2 separate regions of the Homo sapiens genome follow, and region 1 is linked to region 2. Evidence: read pairs that join two places in POLR2A ChIA-PET (ENCODE). Cell type or tissue: PC-9. All regions are shown on one strand. Each heading gives the region's core, and the rest is flanking DNA. Links, peaks and the distances in the headings are about the cores only.

Region 1 (5,000 bases), core at 1-5,000, 710 kb before region 2:
AGAAGACATAGGAGGCATCGATTTGTGATGCACAGAATTGTACGTGATGGCTATGAGCACAACCCCAGAATGAAGTATTCTTGATACGCTCTGATTCTGTACAAAGCTACAGCTCTTAAGATTGAGGCCTGAATAGCAGAGGGCATCCCAAGGAATATACAGTTATAAGCAAAGACATACAGAATGGAGTGAATGTACACAAGGTTTTCAAACCCCAAATCCGGGGAGTATGGCTTTGATGTGGCAGAAACCACAAGGGTAGCAGAGGTTGCTCAAGTAAGTTAACACAATCTAAGTTAAATTTAGGATAGATTTAATATACTAGAGCCTAGGAGAGCAGTGAGAAAAGCTGTCTTGGCAAAATGTAAGTTTACTTGTAGGTACAAAGGAACTATTAATCCTACATGTCCAGGAAAAAAGATGGACCTTCCCTTTAAGACTGATCCTTTTCCTATGTCTGTGTATATGTGTTTTAAAATGATTTTTATTTTGCAATAACACAATCCTAGAGAAGTACATAAACATGCAGCTTACAAACTGTTATAAAACAAACACCAGTATATAAATACCACCCAGGACAAGAAACAGAAGACTGCTAGTACTCTACAAGCCCCCCTAAACGTATGATCACTACCCTGTTTTTTTTTTTAATAATTACACCTAAATATGCATCCTTAAACAATGTAAACTTAGTTTCAACTGTTTTAATCACTGCCCTTTTTAAATAGCTACACCACCTAAACACACATCCTTAAACAATATAAACTTAGTTTCAACTGTTTTTATATTTTATGTAAGTAGAACCATATAGTAGATAGGTATTACTTGGGGTCCTTTTCTTTTCACTATGTTTTTAAGATTTATCTATGCTGTGGCTTGTAGCTTTTGCTCATTTATTTTGCACTGCTGAATAGTTACTATGTCAATATACCATAATTATCTATCTAGTGTAATAGTGATAAACATCTGGGTTGTTTATAGGTTGAAGTATGAATAAATACTGCTAGGAACATGCTTATATATGACTTTTTCTTTTTTTGAGACAGGGTCTCACTCTGTCGCCCAGGTTGTAGTGCAGTGGCATAAAAATGGCTCACAGCAGCCTTGACCTCCTAGGCTCCAGCAATCCTCCCACCTCAGCCTCCTGAGTAGCTGGGACTACAAGCAGATGCCACCATGCATAGCTAATTGTTTAATTTTCTGTAAATACGGGGTCTCACTATGTTGCCCAAGCTGATCTGTAACTCCTGGCCTCAAGCGATTCTCCCATGTTGCTGAGTCCACAGGCATGAGCCACCACCAGTTTTATATATGACTTTCAATGTAGATGTGCACGTATTTCTTTCTATTGGATATATACCTGAGAGCGGAATTATTGGGTCAAAGAAAAAAGAAATTTTTCATATTTCTTTCTAAAGACATTTATTCTAACAATTTACCTCCAGATTCTGATTTTTCCACATGTACAATCACATTGTTTGTGAATACACAATCACATTGTCAGTGAATATTAACAGCCAGGGGCCGGGCCCACGGGCTCACGCCTATAATCCCAGCACTTCTGAAGACAGGTGGATTCCTTGAGCTCAGGAGTTCAAGACCAGCCTGGCCAACATGGTGAAACCCCATCTCTACTAAAAATACAAAAATCAGCTGTGCTTGGGGGCATGGTCCTGTAGTCCCAGCTACTTGGGAGGCTGAGACAGGAGAATTGCTTGAACCTGGCAGGTAGGGGGCTGCAGTGAGCCATGATCTCACCACTGCACCCCAGCCTGGGAGACAGAGCAAGACCCCATCTCAAAAAAAAGAAAACCCCCAAAAACACAGGCATTTCTCTTACAACACTGTATTTTGTTTTCATTTTTTGATGTTCTACTGGCTAGAATCATTTCTAGTATAATGCTGAATTGAACTGGAGATACGATATCCACATCTTGAACTCCCATCTAAAAGGGAAATCTTTTTTAACATTTCAGTGGATAAACTATGATATCTCCTACAAATGTTTCTGTAAGATTTATAAGGTTAACAAAGTTCTAGATTGCTAATAGCTTCTTTTTAAAATCATGAAGCAAAGGCTCCTTGGCATCTCTGAAATGTTTTTCTCATCAATTTGTTCAAGTGACCAATCATGCTGAATTGTTTCAGGTTAAACCAACCTAGCATTCCCAGGATTCACCTCAGGTGGCCATGCTGGGTTACCCTCCTTTTTATATATGTATTGCTGAATTCAATTTGCTAATATTCTGAGGTGTTTCTGTTGTTCCAGTTTTTGTTTTGTGTGCGTGCGTGTGTGTATGTATGGTTTTTTTGTATCTATGTACATAAGACAAACTGGTGTATCATCTTTCCTTGGGTTTTGGTATAAAGGTTATGATATCTTTATGAAGGCAGAAGATCCTATTTTTCTGTTCTTTAGAATAAGGTTGAAGTTACTGTCATATTAAATGTTATGGTAGAACTTTCCAGTATAACCATTTGAATTTCAACTTTTCTTTATAAGAACATTTTAAATTATGGATTTCATTTCTTTATACTTAATAAGGATACAGGTTTACTATTTCTTATGTCAGTTTTGGGAAATTGCCTATTTCTAGGAATCTACCCATTTCGTCTATCAAGTTTGAATAGTTGTCCATAATTTTAAGAGTTTTTTTTTAAACCATCCACAAGATCCTAGTGATACTCTGTTTTCATTCCTAATACTGGTTATTTAGGATCTCTCTTTTTCCTAACCTCATCAAAGTGTCAACGTTATCAGTCTTAAAAAAAAAAAAAAATCTTACGGCTTCTTGATCCCTTCTACTGCATGTTTTCTATTTTATTATATTCTGTTCTTTATTTCTTTCCTTGTATTTTCCCTATATTTATTTTGTTGTTCTTTTCCTAACTTGAGACCTCTAAGCTTATTACTTGAGACTTTTAAGATGAATGCTTAGCTCATTATGCATTTAAGGTTATAAATTCCAAAGTACAACATTCTGCAAGATTTTTCCCTTTAACAGACAAATAGTTGCTTAAATAACAATTATGAGTATTTGAAACTTCAATCAACACTGGCAGAACAAAATGTTGGTTGGCTTTAAAAAGATACAAAAGCTAGGTACAACATAAAACCATTTATATTAATTAAAACATACTGTTTATGAATATATTTTCCATGAACATAGTATTCTAGGTAAGGTTTATTTTCTTTCAAAAGACTGAGGTATCATCTTACTATCACTTTCACTGTTGCTGTTGAGCTGTGCTCTAGAATATTATTATACCTATACTTTCACTCTTTTGAAAGCAGCCTTTCTTGTATCTCATTGATTTAGATTTTTTATTTTTGCTGATTTTGTAGTTTTACTAAGATGTTTTTAAATGTGGATTTCTGGTCAGGCCCAGTGGCTCACCCCTATAATACCAGCACTTTGGGAGGCTGAGGCAGGCACATCACCTGAGGTCAGGAGTTCGAGACCAGCCTGGCCAACGTGGCGAAACCCCATCTCTACTAAAAATACTAAAGTTAACCAGGCCTAGTGGCTCGTGCCTGTAATTCCAGGTACTCAGAAAGCTGAGGCCCTAGAATGCCTTGAACCCGGGAGGTGCAAGCTGCACTGAGCTGAGACTGTGCCACTGCACTCCAGCCTGGACAACAGAATGAAACTGTGTTTCAATAAATAAATAAATAAATAAATAAATAAAAATGTGGATTTCTTTTTACCATATTTCATAAAATCTAAAATGCTTTCGTGCTGAAATTTCATGATCTTAACAGAAGTTGACATGGAAAATTTTTCACGAGTCAAAATTTCAATCTTTTTGGACTGTAAGGTGTCAATAATTGAAAGATGCATCCAGATTTCAGATGTTAAAATGTGAAAAACTGTGTATCTTAGGATCAGTGAAACAAGTAGCTATCACACATGGGAACTGTTATGTTTCTTCAATCTATGACATTTGGGTCTTTTACCAATCTGCAAAATTCTCAGTCATTTTTATCTTAAAATACTGCCTCTGCCACATTCTCTCCTCTCTTTCTAAAACTCAATGAGACCTTCTCATTATATCCTCTGTATTTCTTAATCTCTTCTGTATTTTCCATCTTTTAATGGATATACTTAATTCTGGATCATTGTTTGATTTTCAAATACACTAAACTCTCTTCAGCTTTGTCCAGTCTGCTGTTAAACTATGTCACAAAGTTAATTTTGCTTATTTTGTTTAGTTATAAAAATTCTGATTTTTTTCCAAATCTGAATGACAGCTCCCTGGTGATAGCATACTCATTTTGGTCTAGGTCTGACAATTCCAGTATCTTAAGTTCCAGGTTGTTATGTTTTAATTAGAAAAATAATTTGAGAAAATAGTTTAAGGTCTTAAATAATGTTATTTCCCTAGAGAAGATTTACGTTTGTTTCTGTTATATACGGGGGCTATCTTAACCCAAGTTCAAGGTTTAAGGTTTTCTGGACTACCCAAAAGACATGAAGATCATCTTCAGTCTTTAAGGAGCTAGTGTATTCAATTTTCGCTCTTAGTAGACCTAATATTCCAACTTCCCCCTCTACTAACAAAGGGCAAACAAAACTCACAGCTAAGTCTCTTAGCTACCTCTTCTGGATCAACATACACTGCTAGAGCAACAAGGACTGGAAGCTTGTTTCTCTAAATTTCCCTTGATTCCCAAACTCTCAACCTTGAACCTCTATTTCCTATCTTACTAATTATTTGATAATCTTACTTTTCAAACATGTTTCAGTATTTCACCTAGCCTCTTCTAGTGTATTTAGTGAAAGGAACGGTCAAAATTACCAGAAGTTTCCCAGAGTCTCCTATATTTTGTCTCAGTTAAAACTAATTTTACTTCTCTTTCCATCTACCCTCTGCTATCAATTTAGCTGTCACTATTGTAAGTCAGGACAATATTTTCCTTTTACCTGGATAGTTAAAACAGCTCATTTATTACTAGATTTTTTTCTGAAATAATGCTTTTCCATCACTATTTCTCCATA
Region 2 (7,693 bases), core at 497-5,496:
GTTGCAATTTAGGAGAGAGACAAATGAGAAGCTCTTTTACCTCCATTCATCACTGTTGCAGGGATTGGGTGACAGTATGCCTTGGGGATAATATGAACGTGCCATGGTTCTCCCTACAGGTGCTGTGTAATAGTTCTGGTCGACATTGATGACTCTTAGGAAGTCTTAATGGGATCTTTATTCCTGAGTTCCAGGATCCCAGGTCTTGAGTTTGGTTTATAAGGGGATATAAGACTGTTAAAATACTTTCTTGGTCTCTCATGATTGATTCTGGAATATAGGCCAGCTAAAAAAGCAGCTGGGGCTCAGCTGTAAAAAACATGATAAGGCAAAGATGATGTACATTGACCAGGGGCTATTTGCTAGAAGAGTGATCTGAAAAGAAGACCCAGTTTGGCTTTGATGCAGATGATATTGGCAGTCTTGAAGGATTAATAGGAATTTTCAAGGAAGGGGAGAGTCTCTAGAAAAAGAAAGAAGAACGAGCAGAGTCTCAGAATGCACATGGCCTCAGACAATTGTAATGCTGGTGATACTGTTCTTGAAATGATTGTTCATGGATCTCAAGCCAGGTAAAGGGGAAGTAAAGGTAAGGGGCTCTGTTAGGGAAGAGACTTGATTAGAAGGTGAGTAAGAATTGGAAGGATAAGGAGGTTGTGAACAGGGTGGAGTGTTGGATTCAGAGTAATGACAAGCTCCAGGATCTGTGCATTGGAGAAAGTAGCTTAGATAAAGTAGAGGAGAATATTGTTAGAAGTTGCAGACATAAAGGAACTTCAGTGTTAGAATATTCAGATGAGTTTTTACAAAGATATTAATTGAATAGATCAGGTGATGTCAGGCATTAGTGAAAAAGCAAGATTAGGATCTGAGTACCAAAGACCTCACAGAATGTGGGGCATTACTGAGAGGTAGCTGGGTGACCGTGATGAAGAAGGGAGACTAGAGAATACGACAACTGAAGATGGCATAAGCTTCAAAGGACAGAAAAGATCAATCAGTGTTTTTCTTCGTCTAGAGGTCTCTGTGGTGAAGATAGAGGGTATCGTCTATAGCCAGTTAGTAAGCTTCATGGAAAATAGTTTAAGAGCTGGAAGGAATCTTAGAGGTTATCTAGTTTAATCTCTTTGTTTTGTGGTAGGAAGCTGAGGTCCAGAAGAGAAAGGTACTTTCCTGATGCATTATGGATATTATGAACAAGGTTAGAGCCCTGATCTCCTGCTTATCAGTCCAGAGTTCATTTTACTGAAAGATCTCACCACTACATCTTTCTTCACCCTACCCTTACCCCTATTATTGGTCCTAGATTGGCTATCTGTCATTTTGTCCTTTAGTCCATATAGTTTTAGCCTTCACCATATTTGGCATACAGGTCCTCATCACCACCTGGATGGGGACAGTAAAAATGGACTCTCTTTGCTTCTTAGATTCCTGACTTCCATGGAGGATCTTTTTTTCTGTTATCTTCCTTCCACTTCCTATCAAATGCTAATGGTTTCTTGATTGTGTCTTACAGGGAGGAGCTAACATTTGAGATGCTTGTACTGGAACCCCGTGCCTCTGATGATGAAACCCTTGAGTCTGAGGCCTCCATTGGGACTGCTGATAGCTCAGAGAATTTGAATATGGAGTCTGAATATGCTATCTCTGAGAAATCAGGTAAGTGAACATGGTAGACCAAAGACTCCAGATTTGTTTTGCAAAGGAGGAATAAAGATTCCAAAACTAAGACAAAGTCTTTTAAGAATTTACTGACTGTACATCAGCAATAACAAAGTCTTGAGGAATTTTGTCCTTTTATCCATATAATTTTAGCCTTCATCGTTTGGCATACAGGTAGTGACCTGGATGGGGATAAGAAATATAAGGGGATAAGAAATATAATTGTCTTTGCTACTTAGATTCCTGACTTCCACGGAAGGTCTTTTTTTTCCTGTTGTCTTTGTAAAGCTTCCATATACATTGTTTATCAAACCAACTCTTCAACGTGATTGAGTTTTTTGTTTTTTGTTTTGTTTTGTTTTGTTTTTTGGTAATTTAATGTTTTATCCTGTACTTACCACAGAGAAAAGCCAATAATCACAATATATGTTGTCTTACTGACCCATAACCCATTTTCTGAGGGTGGCAGGCATTGTGCCCCCACTGTGAGGTGGGACTATATACATATACAAAGGAGGTGTTTAACTGGGTGGCATGTCTCAGGGAGATGTAGGACTTACCTGCATATCCTGGCAGTTTTTGAAATGATAGTGACTGTTCTAGGCCTCCGCTGATGGCATAGTCAAACACCAGATTTCCTTGGAGATGATTCGGAAATGCTACATAGAGAAATGGATGGTGAGCTCTTACTGTGACTGTGCCCATAGTAAGTCATCCTGGACCCTCTGAATCTTATCCCACCCAATTTCATGTGTGAACAGTGGCATCTATTCATTATATGATGATTTGCTTTAGAGGGCACTGTCATTTACATCTTTGGTCTCTTTTTTGCATTAGAAAGAAGCTTAGCCCTTAGCTCCCTGAAGACAGCTGGCAAGTCTGAACCTTCCAGCAAGTTGCGAAAGCAACTTAAAAAGCAGCAAGACTCTTTAGATGTCGTGGACTCTTCGGTCTCCTCTTTATGTCTGTCTAACACGGCATCATCTCATGGGACCAGAAAACTATTTCAGATTTATTCCAAATCTCCATTCTACCGAGCTGCCTCAGGTAATGAGGCCCTGGGAATGGAAGGACCATTGGGCCAGACCAAATTCCTGGAAGACAAGCCTCAGTTCATCAGCAGAGGAACCTTCAACCCGGAAAAGGGCAAACAAAAATTAAAGAATGTGAAAAACTCACCTCAGAAAACCAAAGAGACCCCAGAGGGGACAGTCATGTCTGGCCGCAGAAAAACTGTGGACCCAGACTGCACCTCCAACCAACAGCTAGCACTCTTTGGAAATAATGAATTTATGGTCTGAACCGGCAGATGTGTGTCCCTCCGTGGCTACAGAGTGGTAAACAAATCTCACCTTTGGGGCTGCGTTTCATCACCTCGTCCACAATAGTCAATCCTAATTGTGGTCCTGCCTCTTTTCTAAGCATATGGCTAAGACTGTATGTGCTGAATTCCTGGGCCTCCTGCAGAAGCAGAAAGCCTGCTGGGGATGGTGCCAGCTGTGCCTTGGCTGTTGTATTTGAATTGAGATTTTTACTATACAAAGCCACCTAGGGCCTGGGGATTTGGGTCAGTTGTAGTTGCCTCTCCCCCACCCTCTTTTCCCTTCCCAAAGGTGGGTGTTGAACTAGGGGGGATATTGCTGTCCTGAGGGACCCTCTCATTTCTGACATTTGAAGAAAACGTATAAATCTTTCTTAACCGTGAAAGCAAAAGCCTTTGGGTTTATTTTGGGATAGTTAGGAGCTAGGGTAGAATATAATTTTTTTCCAAAAACTTACTTACAAACAAAAAGCCTAATCCCTCTATTTTAAGATTTCTGAAAAAACACTCCATGTTATATTCTGGGGAAAGCAAAAACAAAAAAAAAAAACAAAAAAAAAAAAACAAAAAAAAACCGTGATTGTTTCCATTAAGCCATCAGAGCGTGTCTCAGATATCTTGTTATACAGTGAAGAAGAGAATACCTATTTTTTTTGATGATGTTTGATGTCATAGTAATCAGTGCTGGTTTAACTCCTGTTTAGTTCCTGCCAAATACATTGCATGGGCTGAAGTGTCAGTAGCCATACTGTTCTCATGTTTCTTGGTCCTAGGATCAGATTCTTCTACATTATTTTTTAGTTTCCCAGAGACATGGTGATCCCTAAACTTATGAAGGTTTCATCCTAAGCCATTCAGGCTTTTCTCTTTGTATAGATTAAACCGAAAACCGCATATGAGCCTGTTCATCTGCTGGTGGATTCCCACCACAGACTCAGACTCAAACAAACAAACAAATAATGTGACCGTTTAGTTAGTTTCCAAAAACATTCACATACAATATTGCATGAATAAGTAAGTAAGTGTTACAGAAAGCTGCCAAAAAATAAAAAGGTTTTTAATATGACCTATCTAACTAACTAACTTTTATCTTCCTTTTCTCAGACTATCAGTATTAAATAGATGGAAAAAAATCAAGGACTACTTGAAGCTATTTTTGTTAATATTCTGGTTACTGAAGTTTATTGTAAATATGTATGTATAGTAGGCATATTTCTTTTTAACCTTGTGCTTCCCTCCTTCCCATGGAATTTCTTCCCACAGATGAGGGGCCACTGGACAGGGGGATGAGAGCCATTCGTCCCTGGGTTGAGGGAATTAGTAAGACATCATTTTCACCACTGGGTGGTCTTCATACACATGAGTTATAATAGCATTTTAAGTATCTTAGCATTTGTGGGATTAGAAATCTGTTTTTGCTATTTATAATATATAAAAAATGAAACATGATAGCCTTTCTTGAGATAAGTATGTGAAATGTTTATTTTTAAAGTTACTAAATGCATCTTGTCTTGCTACTACATGCACTGCTCTGAAAAAGAGCCTTTACCATCTATAACCTGTATTTTGGGTATTCTTCCTTTTCATACTTCTTTGAAGTTGTGGAAATATTAAGTCTTTTGTTAAGGCAGAGTCTCTCTCTCCTGTTACACAACACTGAACCTCACGCCACTGCCTCAGTGGTTATTGGCCAGCCCCAGAGGTTAGACTTGGAGCATAATTCTGAGTGGCAGCTAAAGGTAGCAGGAGTCTTACCTCTCCCTACTTTGGGTTCAGAATTGAGCCAGAGAAAGGAAGCCATTAAAATCTCCAGAATAATGATAGTTAATGAGCAAATGTTATGCTTTATATCCCACAGACATCTGCCACCTTGTTCATCTTGTCCTGAGGAGTAATAAATAATGTTAAGCTTTTAAAAATCTGAATTTCAGAGAATCTCCTAGAGGATAGAGGAAAACCCCTCAGCATGGTGTGTTAGAGTGGGATTGCTGGTTCCTCAGCCCCGTGCCAGGTTGCACAGTCTGTGTTTCAGTGTTCTTGGGAGAGTAGTGTACTGCTGGGCATTAATTGTTACTCTGCACTTGCTCCAGAATGTTGGTTAAATCCTGTATGAAAAAAAGAGATTGCCCTTATGGAATAATTTCCTGTGGCCCAGAGGAATGGCCAGAAGAACATATGTTGGCACATGTTCTTCCTTCTAAATCTTTGTGGGGCTTTTTTGGCAAAATAAGTTTTTTGGCAGTTAAAAAACGACTGATGTAGGTCACTTTAAAGGAACTAGGTGATGGATGTTAAGAGACTTTATAATTTTTCTCAGGGACCTGAAACTCCAGTTTGGATAAAATTCAATTAAAAAAACTTGTTTTTTCAGTTGCTAGATTTGTGGATTTCTAGTAATTTAATCTGCCAGGATTGGGGTGGGTGGGTGAGGAGGAGAGAGCCACAAAATGATAAGAGTGGAGAGCAGTGTGGGGCCCTCCCTTTGAGGGAAAGCCGTTGTTTACATAGGGTAGTAGGCCTTGTTGGCCTGATCAAGAGATGAAGCCATAACTCTTAAAAACCTTCAGAACCAAACGCTGTGTCTGCATCCATCTGTTCTCACTGGCCCTCTGCATGGTAAAGTTATGTCACCACAAAGTGATGCCGCATTACAATCACTTATGAAACTGTTAGCCCTTAATATGCATCACATTTGTGGTTCCATAGTGCTTCTCCTTTGCTTGTTTGATCTCTGCATGGCAGCAGTGGGGCAGCTCCACATTTGGAGCCCATACTCCAAAATGCAGAGCACTCTTCTCACAGCACACATTCCCAGCCCCAAACAAAACCTGAATTTTCAACTCTGCCCATTAAAGTGAATGTATCCCTGTAATTTAGTATGTACTTATTATGGAAAATGTAACAAAAGCAGAGAAGTGTGATTTCATTCTGTATCACAAATTGAAGCAAATCAACAGCAAATACAGCAGGATTCAGGGAGGCTTAGTTTACAACGTACTTTGTACCTCCTGCCATTTAAATTATTTTGCCACTCTGGGCTTCTGAAAACACAAAGGGAGATACAGCCCTCCAACTATGAGCCTTGCAGAGAGAGACAAAAGGGCCAGAGGTCCTGGGATGGAATACTAGAGCCCCCACCTTCTCATGCTTTGGAAACCTGCCAGAGCACTTACCCTGCTGGAAGATTAATGAAGACTCCATTCTGTGTTTCATAACAGTAGCGTTGTTTTCTCCATCAAAAACAGAGGGTCACAGAAATGTGCTGAAAAGATGTGGTCCAGCAAGGTTCTGTAGTCCCACCTCAGTGCCTGTGGGCTGTGTTTTTCACTGTAACAAGCACTTTGGTAAACTAGAAAGAAGAAAGGATTCTCAGGATGTGTTCAAAGCTAAGAGAGTTTTCATTTTAAAAAGAAACATACATACTCACTCCATGGCTTTCCTCATCCTCCTCTCTTTTTTCTTCTTGGTGGGAAGCTGGATGCGGGGCATGCATCATTCTGTATGGACAAATGTGTTATGTCCACCCATACTCTTGTGACAACTCCCCAGCACTGTCCTGCAATACCATGCTGGCCTTGGTAGTAAAACTCCTTGGTATCTGTGAGAGTCCTCTTTTTCTATGCCCTAGACTACTTTTAACCACTTTTCTCTGGAATGACTCCCACATTTGATTGGGTATTGAAAGGGTAACAGCAAAATGATGATTGTGGAGATGGATCTATTAGGTCTCATGTTGGTCCCCTGGTTGAAACTATTTTCAAAAAAGCCCCAACAATGGGCCTGTCACCTTGCTAGTCATCCATTCTTAATGCCTATTTATCAGCCCTCTGAGGTCATATAAAAGTTGCACCTTTTGAACCAAGTATTTGTATTTACTATGGGAAAGGTGTGGACTACAGATTCGTATTATATTATTTTAATGGATTTTAAGTAATTTATAAGTATGCTGAGTGTAAATTTTTTTTAAAAACTGTATTATAAAAGGACATATCCTGTGAAATATAACATTTTACTGTTTAATAGAATAATTCTATAAGAAGAATGATTTATCTCACCCACGGAACTGATTACATTCCGGATGCAATCAATAGGCACTTTGTAATTTCCTTTTTGTTTTTTTTTCTTTGCTGGGGGGTTGAGGGGTAACAAGATACCATCTGTATAAAGTGCAGTTTGTGTCACTCAAAATATGCACTGTATGGCTACACAAAAGCAGCTTGATGAACAAATCACCCCATGGCTCATTAAAGAACAAAGCTTCCAGAAGCAGCAATATGTGTGGTTTGTTTTCCAACCATCCTGGCTCCCACTCCAACTATTCCAACCCAACTCCAAGAAACAGCAGTGACTTCTTAGTTACACTGATGTGTTTTCAGGAAAGGACTCAACCCAAAGTTGACAAAGCACAGAGGTGGTAGTCACTGGAACTCAACTGAATTCAAGTGAAGGTGTGATTCAAGGTGTCGTTTTTTCTGTAGTGGATGCAGGCTGCTGGCTGTCAAGACTTCATTTAATCGGTTTAAGGCTAGAAGGGAGGAAAAGCAGTAAATCTGCATTTAGGATCCTCCCCTAAATTGGCCACTTGAAGAAGTTGCTAATAGAGGTTGCCAATAGAGGGCCCAAGGATTCTCACTGAAATTCAAAGCAACACATTGCAATAGGAACAGAAATTTTAACTCAGTTTGTCATTTTTGTTCTGCTACCAACTTT

What was found. Peaks named below come from ENCODE experiments on the same cell type or tissue, not always from the same donor. Only the 100,000 strongest peaks of a DNase experiment are listed, where the experiment ranks them.
Region 1: POLR2A ChIA-PET joins it to region 2 with 13 read pairs; 2 of 35 experiments call an interaction of 5 or more read pairs at or near these places.

The regions. Positions count from the first base shown.
Region 1 is chr15:72,529,946-72,534,945 of GRCh38, reverse strand. All of the region lies in intron 2 of ARIH1 (ariadne RBR E3 ubiquitin protein ligase 1), which reads right to left. Among named protein-coding and RNA genes, the nearest start is that of MIR630, 55 kb to the left of the region's middle. RefSeq lists a silencer at 1,652-1,701. In PC-9, for the core only: CTCF peaks have their summits at 1,560 and 1,763; no DNase peak of the experiment used is centred there; H3K27ac peaks cover 498 bases.
Region 2 is chr15:71,821,850-71,829,542 of GRCh38, reverse strand. It overlaps MYO9A (myosin IXA), which reads left to right. Exons shown (of 42, transcript NM_006901.4): 41 at 1,517-1,659; 42 at 2,500-7,252. The coding sequence ends at 2,963. Among named protein-coding and RNA genes, the nearest start is that of NR2E3, 15 kb to the right of the region's middle. In PC-9, for the core only: no CTCF peak of the experiment used is centred there; no DNase peak of the experiment used is centred there.